Regions from separate parts of the Mus musculus genome. Here all the other regions are linked to region 3. Evidence: chromatin loops called from intact Hi-C (ENCODE). Cell type or tissue: heart. All regions are shown on one strand.

Evidence for each region. A loop is a pair of places that touch in the nucleus more often than their neighbours do. Peaks named below come from ENCODE experiments on the same cell type or tissue, not always from the same donor. Only the 100,000 strongest peaks of a DNase experiment are listed, where the experiment ranks them.
Region 1: a loop joins it to region 3, with 5 times the contacts of the local background. A loop is called at or near these places in 4 of 42 quality-filtered maps.
Region 2: a loop joins it to region 3, with 4 times the contacts of the local background. A loop is called at or near these places in 11 of 42 quality-filtered maps.

The regions. Positions count from the first base shown.
Region 1 is chr6:54,505,393-54,509,392 of GRCm38, forward strand. It overlaps Scrn1 (secernin 1), which reads right to left. Exons shown (of 8, transcript NM_027268.2): 8 at 3,424-3,970. The coding sequence ends at 3,812. Among named protein-coding and RNA genes, the nearest start is that of Gm52863, 5.0 kb to the right of the region's middle. In heart, a CTCF peak has its summit at 1,828 (motif pointing left); no DNase peak of the experiment used is centred here; H3K27ac peaks cover 672 bases.
Region 2 is chr6:54,365,822-54,369,821 of GRCm38, forward strand. The region is part of intron 3 of 9130019P16Rik (RIKEN cDNA 9130019P16 gene); the gene reads right to left. Among named protein-coding and RNA genes, the nearest start is that of Prr15, 41 kb to the left of the region's middle. In heart, a CTCF peak has its summit at 2,473; a DNase peak (open chromatin) is centred at 2,470; H3K27ac peaks cover 537 bases.
Region 3 is chr6:53,781,564-53,785,563 of GRCm38, forward strand. No RefSeq gene overlaps it. Among named protein-coding and RNA genes, the nearest start is that of Tril, 37 kb to the right of the region's middle. In heart, a CTCF peak has its summit at 1,502 (motif pointing right); no DNase peak of the experiment used is centred here; H3K27me3 peaks cover 538 bases.

The DNA of each region.
Region 1 (4,000 bases), 720 kb after region 3:
CTTGATTTCAAATCTTTTGGTACATACCAGGTGACAGAATTCCTGGGTCACGTGGCAGTTTATGAGAAAGTCTCCATAGTTTACAATGGACAGCCACCTTTCTTTCTGCCAGCAATGCCTGATGTTTCCAGCACCCCACACTGCGGCCGCTGTTCTCACAGCTGCTGTTCTGACAGAGTGGCATATGGCTATAGTTTGGGGTGTTTTCATTGTTATTGGAGACAGGGTTTCTCATTGTAGACCAGGCTGTCCTCGAACTCAGAGATCCGTCTGCTTCTCTGCCTCCCAAGTACTGGGATTAGAAGGGTACCCCACCACACCCAGCTGGGCTTCATTTTTAAACAGCGAATTTGTCTTTGTAGAGATGCATAGTGTAGGGCCCTCAAGAGGTGGTTGAGTTTTCTAAAGATTCCAACCGGAAAATCCCAGTCCCTCATACGTGTGTGCTGTGACTGGTGCCGACTGTGTCCATGAGACACAAACAAGAGGCTCCTAGGTATTGACTTCCATGTTTTTATTGTACACTTGGTGCATTTAAAGACACTCCGAGGGCAAGCACTGGATAGAGACATCGTTTGATTTGTAGATATCTGTACAAAAGGCTGTTAAGACCACATGTTCAGTCCTCCCCCCACAGGAAACAAAGGTTTTCTGTTATACTGCTTCAGCTATGACATTTCAGTTCGCACACGTGATTAGAGACACGTCCTTATTGATTCCTGCAAGAATTCTCTGCATGACAGTTCAGGATGGTTGGCTTCAGTCAGTAAAAACACGTGTGACACACACCACAGGACAGGAGTTGGGGCTCAGCGCCATGTAGAATGAAATGCCGCGGCTGCGGGAGGCATGGGAGAGCCAGGATGCTCGAGCAATGCCTGCCACACCTCTCCCACCATGGTGTGCTTTCTCCCAAGGCTGAACTCTCAGCTGAAATTAGTTGTGATACAAGAACTCAAGTCAGTAATTTCAAGACACGCACACCTGGCTGCCCTGAGGTCCTTCCAGAGTAGCATCACCTGCGTCAATGTTCGATGACAGTAATTTTGTGGTGACAGTTATTTTCACAGCTACTGATTCATCTAAGAGTAAGGGAGCGTCACCACCGAGCTCTACTAGGCGTACAGCTGCTTCATCAGCTTGTGAGGCCGACTCCTACAGACACTGGAGCTTGTGTTGGGCTAAGTCTCCACAGCGTTTATCAGATGCTTAGCTAGCGTTCAGGCATCCCAAGAATGAGCAAAGACTATTTCCACTTTACTACCTTACGTAGACACTCGGGTGTCTGCCCCCAGCTAGGCTGCCATTTTCATTTACTGCAAATCTCATCTCCACAACACTAGCTAGCTTAGGTTAGGTTCTGTGGGACAGGTGAGACAGGCAGTCCATCCTTCATGATCGTGACTTATTTCTGCCCAAAGTGTGCTCAGGATCCCCTGCCCTCAGGCTTAATAGACATAGGGTGGTCTTCTGGGAAGTTATTTACTGATCGATCTTAAACATTCCCGAAGATCTATTTTTCTGCATGCTGTTCATAAAAGTGACCCCTGATTGAGAAATTACCCATGTCAGAAGTGTTTCTTCAAAGGGAAATCTGTTACATGAATTTTAAAACAAATATTCTCCTAAGTCTGCTTACTCAAAATCCAGTATTATTTCTGCTGTTAGTTTGGCTAAACTCACTAAAGTACGTGCGGGCACCTCGGCAGATTCCCTACTGTCCTCTTGTCTGCCCCCATCCATCCCAGTAAGCAAAGCTTTCATAGCTGGGCTCCTTATCCATTGCCGGAGGAGAAAACCCTTAGAGGGCTGCTGTGCCCTCTGGTGGTAAGATGACAACATGGTTGAGCTGTCCAATGCTCCTAAGAGGATTGGCCTTTCTCCGTGATGCTGGACTACAGTCAATAATAAAAACAACCACTGGGTTTTCTAGTGCACACCTGCATAATAGCGTCACAGCCATCTTCAACCTTGGCCAAAGTAATGAAGAAGGTCGCTGTGTCGTTTGCTACCATTAGACCTCTGATCAAACCCCAAATTACCTGGGTTGTCTCAGGCAGGTCAGATCTGATGAGCTGGCCTCAGAGGTGGAGGGCAGACCACACAGGGAAAGCACAGCACGGCTTTCTGCACCACCTTCCTTAAAGAGCTCAGCAGATGAGGCTGGGACAGGCAACTACTTCCTCCTCAAACCTTGTTCTTTTTCCCCTTTGCACCTGCTGGGCACTTTCAGCTTAGCTGCTCTACCTGTGTCCCTCTGTCCATCAGCAAGAGATACCAGTTTGTCATGAGTTTGTCCCATCTCTTGTGTTTTGCCATTTGTTTATACATGGAACCCACAAACCAATCAAGGAAAGAGCTCACAGTAGACATTCTCTCTCTCTCTCTCTCTCTCTCTCTCTCTCTCTCTCTCTCTCTCTCTCTCGGGTTGGAAGAGAAACAAGATTTGTCCCCCCAAAAAAACCTGTAGCCTGAATCACATTGTGAAATGAGGGCTCAGGTCCCTGCCAGCCCTAAGCCATGCTTGAGATCACTGGTGGACAGTTTCTGTTTGCTCAGCCCTGTCAAGAGTGAGGACCTATAATTAGGCCCCGCAGCACATGCTCTCTAGCCTCTCCTCTAGTCTACACTTCTGTCAGTCATCTTTACGCCTGGCCCTTCAGTCGTGCAGAGTGGCAGTGGATAGGCACCTATACCTCTTTCCTGTTCCAGACAGCATCCAAAGGAATCTGTTGGGCAGTGGGGTGTGAGAACAAAGTGGAGGAGATCCTGGAGGTCAGGTACTCAGCACACTGATGTGGGATCTAGTTAACGAGGCAGTGGGTGGGACGAGGGAGACTGTTCTGTGGATAAATGTCTCACTGCCTTCTGCCCTCAGCCCGCCCTGTCTTCCTCACACACTCCTGTGGCGTCAAATCCTTTGTGCAAACACACGGATGCTGGAAACAAATGAGTTTAATTTCAGGCTCTGCTGAGACCAGGGCTGCTCAGATTCCAGGTACATTAGCTATGCTCTCAGCAGTCAAGAGCGACCCTTTCCTTTCCCTCTTTGGCTGAGATTTGCAGCTGTGTGTGGCTGTATGCCAGGGCCATTTAATGAATCTCATACAAGTTGCTGACAATCAAATCCCAATCAATTTCCACACAGGGCCAGGTCCTCAGGTGGGAGCACTGTGGATGAGGAACTGTGGCTAACATGGATGCCCAGCTCTCCTCCAGGCGGAAGCAGGTCTGCTCCACTGCACATGAGCACAGCTCACAGAAGACAGGTCTTTCAAAAATCGCATACACCAGAGCAGAGCTGGGACTGTACCAGTCCTCTGTTCCTTCCCAGGACATTGTGGGGACTATGAGCTACATACAGGCCTGTGCTCTGTGGCAGGAAGCTGGGGGGCTCTCCCCCATCCACACACAAAAGCCTTTGGTATGAACAAAAGCCTTTTGTTAACCCTAAAGAAACCACTATCTAGAGAGGGACCAGGCCCTTCACAGCTCTTGTCTTTCCCACCAGCGTGGCCCTGCAGCCCTGTCCAAGGCGGAGGGAACTCAAGTTCCTCATAAGAAGCTAAGGTGTCCATTGTCACTGAAATATAAGAACATCTTCAAGCCCATAGCTTATCACACAATGGAGCAAGAGGCAAATGGGATCGCGTTACATAGCAAAGGGGGGAGGGTTGCTAAGCTGAACAGAGGGAACATTTAGACACAAGGAGGCCACATGGTAACTCTCGGTTTACTCACACAGAAGAGTGTTTATCTGCTGGTAATTTAGTCGGGTGGGAAGTTTTGAGTAAGGGTGAGGGTGCTTACATCACTTAAAGAACTTCATCTCGGTGTCCACACAGTCATAGAATAGGTCCCCCACCTCGGCGGGGTCCGGGGGCTCGGGGCTGCTCAGAATCTCGTCCATGGCCTCCAGGCCTTGCTTCTCCAACTCCAGCATGGTCTTCCTCAGGGTGCGACCTTGCTCCTGAGGAAAGGACACAGCCGTGCAGAATGG
Region 2 (4,000 bases), 580 kb after region 3:
GTTAACCTCTTACTGTGCCTAAGTTATAGACTAACCAGTCACAGAGTGGATAAGATGTTGGTTATGGAGGCCTAGTGGGTGGGAGCTCATAAATGGGAGCTCCTTACTTCCCACTGTTTCTTCATCCCAAGTCTCAGGGTACAACCCCTGCCAGGTAAGAAAGGACTTACTGCATGCATGTGTGTGGACCAAACCAGAGTCCTAGCTCAGACATACTCTTGTGTAGAGCCCAGGTCCTTTGCAGAGGGAGTAACAAAGCAAATCTCCCTGCTGGGGACTTTGCGGTGAGCTGGCAGCTCTTTACCATTTTAACTTCTGGTTAGCTCAGCACTTTTTATGTTTCTTAACTAGCTAGGCAAGTTTTATTGTTGTTTGGTTTGGGGGGTGGTTTTTTAATTTGGTTGGGTTTGGGAGTTTGTTTTGTTATTGTTGTTGTTTGGTTTGGTTTGGTTTGGTTTGGTTGGGGTTTTGTTGTTGTTTGGTTTTTGGGTTTGTTGGGTTTCAGGGATTTTGTTGTTGTCGTTGTTTGGTTTGTTTTTTCTTATGTGTATGGATGTTTTACCTGCATGTATGTCTGTGCACCACATGGGTGCCTAGTGCTTACAGAGGTCAAAAGGGGGCACTGGATCCCCGAAACTGGAGTTACAGACAGCTCCGAGCCACCATGTGAGTGCTGAGAATTGAAGCAGGCCCCTCTGGAAGAGCAACCAGCTCCTTCAGTTGGCTTTTCTTTGTGCTGTTAAATTCCTCATCTCTGCTTTACAAATTCAAAAACAGTAGGAAGTTGACCTGTAAACCAACCAAACAACAGCCCCAGAACTATACAAAATGACTGATATAGTCTCTGAAGCTATGATATAGTCTCTGAAGCTGACTTCACAGAGGTTGAGGGAGAGGTGAAGCCGAGCCTATCTCTCACAGTTATGCTACATGTCTGTGCCAGGCACTGGACTAGACCCTTTTATGTTATCTTACTCATACTTTCTGAGCCACGTTCGTAACTGGGCCCCACCTAACAGATGGGAGACCCGAGATTTGGAGAGATTTGCTATGTCCCCAAGGCTACCAAGACACACTGCTGCACTCCAGTGCCATAAGAAACATTAAATTTGCTGTTGACATTCTGCAGTCTGGTGACAGATGAGCATGTGCTGCAGTGACACCGGCCATGCTTAGATGAAGCAGAGAGGCACTCTGACTGTTCACACACTGGCCCAGGACATGGCCTCCAGCCCCCAGCAGACTCCTGCTTCCTTTTCTGAGCTGAGTTAAGGCCGTTTTCCATGTGGCAAGCTTGTAGAAACCCTGCTCTGCTTCCACCTTTGTCTTCTGTTTCCCATGCCATAGATGCTAACTCCCCTCCCCCATGTTTCTCTTTCCCAGCCCCAACCCTAGGGAAAGAACTCTGTGGATAGAAAAGGCAGGAGTGTGCATGGCTTAAATGGGAACCACCTTTCTTCCCTGTGGACCTCAATGTGGATCATAGAGTGGATGGGATGCAGGATGCAGAGGCCCCGAAGCATATCCCAGCTCATCTTTTCTTCCCTCCATAGTTTTGAGAAGCAGCTTCATGGGTATTTGGGGGAGCTTGTCCAATACAGGGTGCTCCCCTCCTTTCACCTCCCAACAGGAAACTACAATTCTGGTTTGCATCCTTCCAGACATAGCCCTGTCTTGAATTACTTCAAGCTTTATAATTTTCTACAATCTGGGAGTGGGGGAGATCTCTGTGGGTGAGAGGTTTCCTTTATAAACCAGCCTCAGAACTCATGGGATAGTGGAAGAGAAGCGACTCCACATAGTTGTCCTGTAACCTCTAATTCAGTTTTGTGACATGTACACACACACACACACACACACACACACACACTACCAACACCACCAGTGGTGATGATGATGGTGGTGGTGGTAGAGAGAAGGAGAGCAGAAGGGAGACAGGGCCATAGGGAGGGAGGGAGAGCGAGAGGGAGAGAGTTCCCATGTTTCATGAGTGGTTTCTCACTCTGAATGATTAGAGTGAAAATCCGCACAGCAGAATACCCTGACCTGCTCAACAGACCTGTCAGTGTCCCAGGAGCAGCCACTCACTTAGCTGAGCTCTGCAATGCAGGGGAAGTGAGGGTATCTTAGATGGGGAAAACAGTTACTGGGCATGCGCTTTGTCCTGGATCTCACAGGTCTTCAGCCTACATAGGCTCCCTCCCTCCCTCCCTCCCTCCCTGTCTCCTTCCTCATTACTGCTCTTTCTTTCTGTATTCCTCGTTGTGCAGGTCTGGATAGAATGTATGCTGTGTCAGTAGAGCAATGGGAATCTCCATCACTTATCTCAAAATCCTGGGCTTAACTTACTACCAGGAACACTCAACAGAAGGCAGTTAGTGCAGCACACTTGGGAGAGCGGTGAGATAAAGTAAATTGCTGATGCCTGGAAGTTTAGTGGATGATGAACTTACTGAACACACACCACCTAGTGGCAAGCTGGAGTAAGACCACCTCAGCACGGGGCCAGACGCTAGTTCTCCCAGAGCAGGTACTGTGCCCTGTGAGGCGCTTTCTCATTGTAGTATTGTATTATTTAATCAGCACGTGTATAAATCTCTCAGAGTGGGAGCTGAAGGATGAGTTACAACTGAGAACTTAGATCATCTGGCTGCAAAGATAGACTCCTTGCACAGCACACATTATGGGAGCCAAGGACAGCGGCAGCTTATCTGATTAGGAAGTTAGAATTCTGCACGAATAACAGCTACTCTCAAAGATTTGAGTAAATACCAGAGTATCCAGAACAATAGACGATTACTTCACATTTTTACATTTGGACACATTTTAATAGATAGCCGGCTCCCTGTTCCCATAAACTGAATCTATAATCTCCAGTCTAATACATAACAAGGACAGTACCCCTCCACATCTTTGTTTTTACAAGAGGGGACTGTGTTGATATTTCTGAGCCCAAGAACCATTTTCAGCTTTGTTTTTTCATCAATGGTGAAAGAAATATTCACCTGCAAGAAGAGCCAGTGCATTCTGAGATGAATAAATTCAACCAAATGTCACTGTTCACCATGAAACGACTAGTCAAAACAACATTCACTGCTTCTGATGATGTGTCATTGAAATTCGTCAAACTGAAACAGCAGATCTGCCTCACATAAACCCACGACAGCAAAACTGGCCCTTCATACAGTCTTGTGGCCTCTGGAGCAAATACCAACCCGGTGGGCCGAGGCTGGCCTGGGTGTGGCAAGCAGTGACGAATGCTTACTAAAATCCTCTAGTCACCATCGGGCGTCCTGGGGACCTGCATTTTGTGACTGAGTGCAAAAGTCTTCTAGGCCCCTGAGGTGAGGACATCTGCCTTGTCCTGGAAGAAGGAGCAGCAGCAGAAATGGCTCTTTCATCCTGCAGCCCAGCAGCCCTGCCAGGACCCCAGCCCGTATTACAAACATCTGCTCTCCCATTGTGCAGTGAGAGGCATTTGCTAGGTTGGGCCTTTGTTAGACTGGCATGGAGGACAAGGCCTACATCTTCACTCCACTTAAAGTCACCACTGGCCATGGGAAATGGTTTGTATAGGTGGATTTGGTGGGGTTCAAGTTGTTGGGAACTCCTTACTTGAATGAAGAGGACGGTCACCTTGCTCTACAATATTGAAAACAGAGATTACTAGCTGCGTTCCTTTCCCTGGACTCCTGAGGAAATGAGTCTTGGTTAACTGCTGGACACATAATGCCACCCTTCTTCTGCTGAAGTTTTTAGGGTATGAGAGAGGGAGAAACAGACACACACACAGAGAGACAGAGAGACAGAGAGAGACAAAGACACACCGAGAGAGACAGAGACACCGAGAGAGACAGAGAGACACATAGACAGAGACAAAAGATCAAAAATGTAGTTGTCTTTTGGGCCCCTGGGTCTGTGGGTCAACAATGACTGGGAAGCTGCCAAGTAACTCTAGTGAGACTCCAAATGAGGGCACGGAAAGAGAGAACAAAAGAAA
Region 3 (4,000 bases):
AGAGATAGGTAGGCAGATTTATCAATTGACTGACTCAGGGTCAGGGCCTTGCATGTAGCCCAGAATGGCCTTCAATTCACAATGTCTCTACTCCCTCAAGCACGAACCAAGATTACAGGCTTGTACCACCATGACTTGTTGTTAGTTTTGTGGTTATTCACAGCCCATTTCTTTCTAAAATATAAATTAAAAGACAGAGCCCCACTCTTTGCTGGGATGGTCTCCCAGGCCTTGCTCTGAAAGCCCATTCCACCACAGTGCCTCTGCTCAGAATTGCTTTCTTGCTTCCAGCATAGGCAGACAACCTAAGTCTAGCTTTTAATTTTATCTCTTATTTTTTGAGAATTTCAAGTGTATGATGCAGCAGATGACGTCACCACACACTTTGGCTATAAGGACATAGAGAAATCAATCTCACACTAACTGGAGAACTTCCTCCTTGCTGGCTCGTTTTCACAAGTGCCTGTGGTCTGTGCAGGCTCCTGGTGGGAAAAAATAAAGATCTTCTCAGCGCTAGACCTCGCATCCTTCCATGCTGAGCTGCCAGGCAATATCTGCCCACTTCTGCCATAGTGGCATGGCTGTTTTCGGGTAATAAGCCACTTTGATGAGTTTTGAACTCTGTTCTGTTGGAGGAAATGTCATGCCAGGTACTAGAACCTGGTCAAAAGCCCCTGGCCTGGGAGAGCATATGCTATTTTTACTAAATGATTATGCTGTTAAATTGTATAATTCTGAATATTTCTTTACATCTATAGACCAGGACTTCTCTCAAGCTTGCTTAATGAAGCTTCCCTTGGCCGTGGGCAACAGTCAGTGGCGTGATGCGGAACTTGACAAAGTGACTGACTGCTGGGCCCTAAACAGGACATCTCTATTAACCACACCAACTGCACCAATTGCACTGGGAAGGCTCCGGGCAACACTGTGGGAAGGGAGACAAGGAGAACAGAAGAGCCAGAAGCTCTGGAGAGGACAGGTTTCAAAGAATTAGGTCTTCTTATCTATTGCCAACAGTGAGGCAGACTATCAGTGTTTAAGTTTTTGGCCACTCACAGAAGTTCTAGCTTGCGCATGTCAGGTATGAATGGGTACTTCCAAAGGTGCCCTTAAACCCAGTGGGGGGAGTCCATTGCATTTCATTCAACTAGGATCATCTCCACATATTTTGTAGATGAATATATTTAAAAAACACTTTTTATCTAAGCATAGAGTAGACTTTCTGATGATTATTTGTGAATCCTGCACCATTAAAAATTCAAAGAAAAAGGGAGGCAGGCGTGGTAGTAAAAAGATCTCTAAAATCCTAGCATTCGAAAGGCTGCGGCAAGACAATTTTGAGTCCAAGGAAACATAGTGAGACTCTATATGAAAAAACAAAGGGCTAAGATACCATTCAGAGGTGGTGTGTTCCCTGGCTTCCCTGGGGCCTGATTCTGACCACTGATAGGCAAATTGATAATCCAAAGGCCAGAGAACAGTGACGCGCAATATGCCGTAAATCCACAAGGTGGCGATATTTTATCGCACTTAGAGAAACGCTTCCCTTTGGCTTCCTTTGCCTTTAAATGTATGAGGGCCCCCAAACCTGTGGTTTTCCCAGTATTAACCTAGTTTGAATGTAATAAGCCAAAAGAGTTGAATATTTAGGATTAGTGTCTATACCTGGCAACGCCAAAGTGCAAGCCTATAGAGTAGGAAGGAGCTACTGCCAAGAGGCGGGCTTTTGAGACGCCACACTTAAAGTATCCCTAACATTGAGACTCTTGAAGCCTTTCTCGGCAATGTTAGGCACCCTTGGACGTACAGTGTCTCTACCTCTGTTAGTATATCTACCCAGGACCCAGTGAAGCAGGTGAGGACGGGTTTCCTTAGCATTCCGATGCACGGAGCCATGTGTGTCCACCCACACCTCACCAAGGCTTGTGAGAAAGTCTCACGACTGTTTGTACCTTACCCAGCCATGCTGCAAGTCTGGCCTTTGAGCTCTCCCACACAGTAGAATGATAAGGTTTTCATTCATCCTCCAGTGACCAGAGCAGACAACGTCTAAGGGGAGGACCACAAGGAAGTCTGCTATCACCGTCACCACCATGCAATCCCTAAGGCACCCTACTTCCATCACAGGATAGTAAGGCAGTTTATTACTTGTGCCCTTCAGCCACAGAGCTGAAGTCTACAGCATAGTCTCCGACGATACAGAAACTGCAGAAAGCAAACTCCCATGCCCTCACTTGTTATTCCTAGGGAAGGCGATGGATAATATAATTACATTGTGATGGATTGAATCTGACAGACAGCAGAAAAGGCAAGCCAGAGAACATGAACTAGGGAATGGGTTTTTCAATGATATTCCATGTCTCTTACAGTCAGGGTTGGAAGGGGGTAGGGCAAGTGTGAAGACACACACAACTTGCATTACAAACTTTATCCGTTTCTCTTTGAGGCAAAGAAAGGTTCATTGTGTGCTGGCTTGGTGTGAGGCATCTCACCACCAGTTTTATTTTATACACCTGATCTCTTTTCATTACCCTTGCTGTTTGGATGAAAACATTGAATACAGTGTTCCAGAGATGAAGTACTTCAGGTTCATACAACTGTCCATCCTGAGCTTCAAGTTCATACTCAGCAGTTGTATGGCCCTGGTTAAAACCAGATCTAGCCAAGGCCACACACGCTGCTGTGCTCACCCTCTAGGGTGTGTTCTGTGATGATGGTCAGTCCCCGGCTGGCGGTACCCTGAGTAGGTACCGCCTGAGACAAGAAGCAGAATCCCAAGCAGCAAGTGAAGCTATAACTTCTAGACTCTCCCTCAGCACAAGCCTGTGGGTTGGAGAAAGGACCATGGACTCCTGGCCAGGAAAGGAAGCCAGAGTTCCATCGGAAAGGATTCCCGGGGCTAGAGAGACAGGTTCCATGGTTAAGATCGTCGGCTGCTCTTGCAGAGAACCTGGGTTCAATGCCAACACCCACATAATGGCTCGCCACCATCTGTAACTTCAGATCCAGGGGAATCTGGCCTGCAGGGCCCCCACATGCTTGTGGTATATAAACACACATCCAGGCAAAACACTCAGACACATGAAATATATTTTTTAAGGCAAGGAATTCTAATTAGATAGTTTTGGTAAAAACCCTAAAGAGATCTTCAGGAGAGACAAGATCCAAACCTCCAAGGGCCCAGGAGCTTTTTGGGGTCTACTTTTTTTTTCTTTTTCTTTTTTTGATTTTTGTTTTTTGAGACAGGGTTTCTCTGTGTAGCCCTGGCTGTCCTGGAACTCACTTTGTAGACCAGGCTGGCCTCGAACTCAGAAATCCACCTGCCTCTGCCTCCCAAGTGCTGGGATTAAAGGCCTGTGCCACCATATCCAGCTTTGGGGTCCACTTTTCATTTTAAATTAATATTCATATATTGATGATGTAATGAATGAATAATACATGTGCATTTGTAAGTGAGCTCTTTAAGTCATTTGAGCTTCGGACTTCTCAGACTGAGTCTGTCTCACCAGTGTCTTTACCTCCTGTTTAATATTTTGCCCTCGGTGTTGAGAAGGCTGTAAAAGATCCCTCATCAATCTTGAAGCTGCCACGTTAGGCACCTGGTACCCGCCTGAAGCATCGTGTTCCTGCGAGAGGAGTGGGAGCAAAGGAAGCAAGGGGGGGGGGGGGAGAGGCAGGAGAACATGGTTACACGGAGGCTTGGCAACTGGTCCACTCTGCGAAGGGAGACAGGGGACTCACATGAGGCCCTCTTAGGAGGGCAAATTGTGAGCTGGGGCACATAGCTCAGCAGTTCTGGGTTTGATCTAGAATGTGTGTGTGTGTGTGTGTGTGTGTGTGTGTGTGTCTGTGTGTGTGTGTGCATGTGTGCGCGCATGTGTGTGTGTGTATCTGTGTATATGTATGTGTGTCTGTGTATGTGTCTGTGCCTGTGTGTGTGTCTGTGTGTGTGTCTGTGTCTGTGTGTGTGTGTGTACGTATGTGTCTGTGTGTGTGTGCA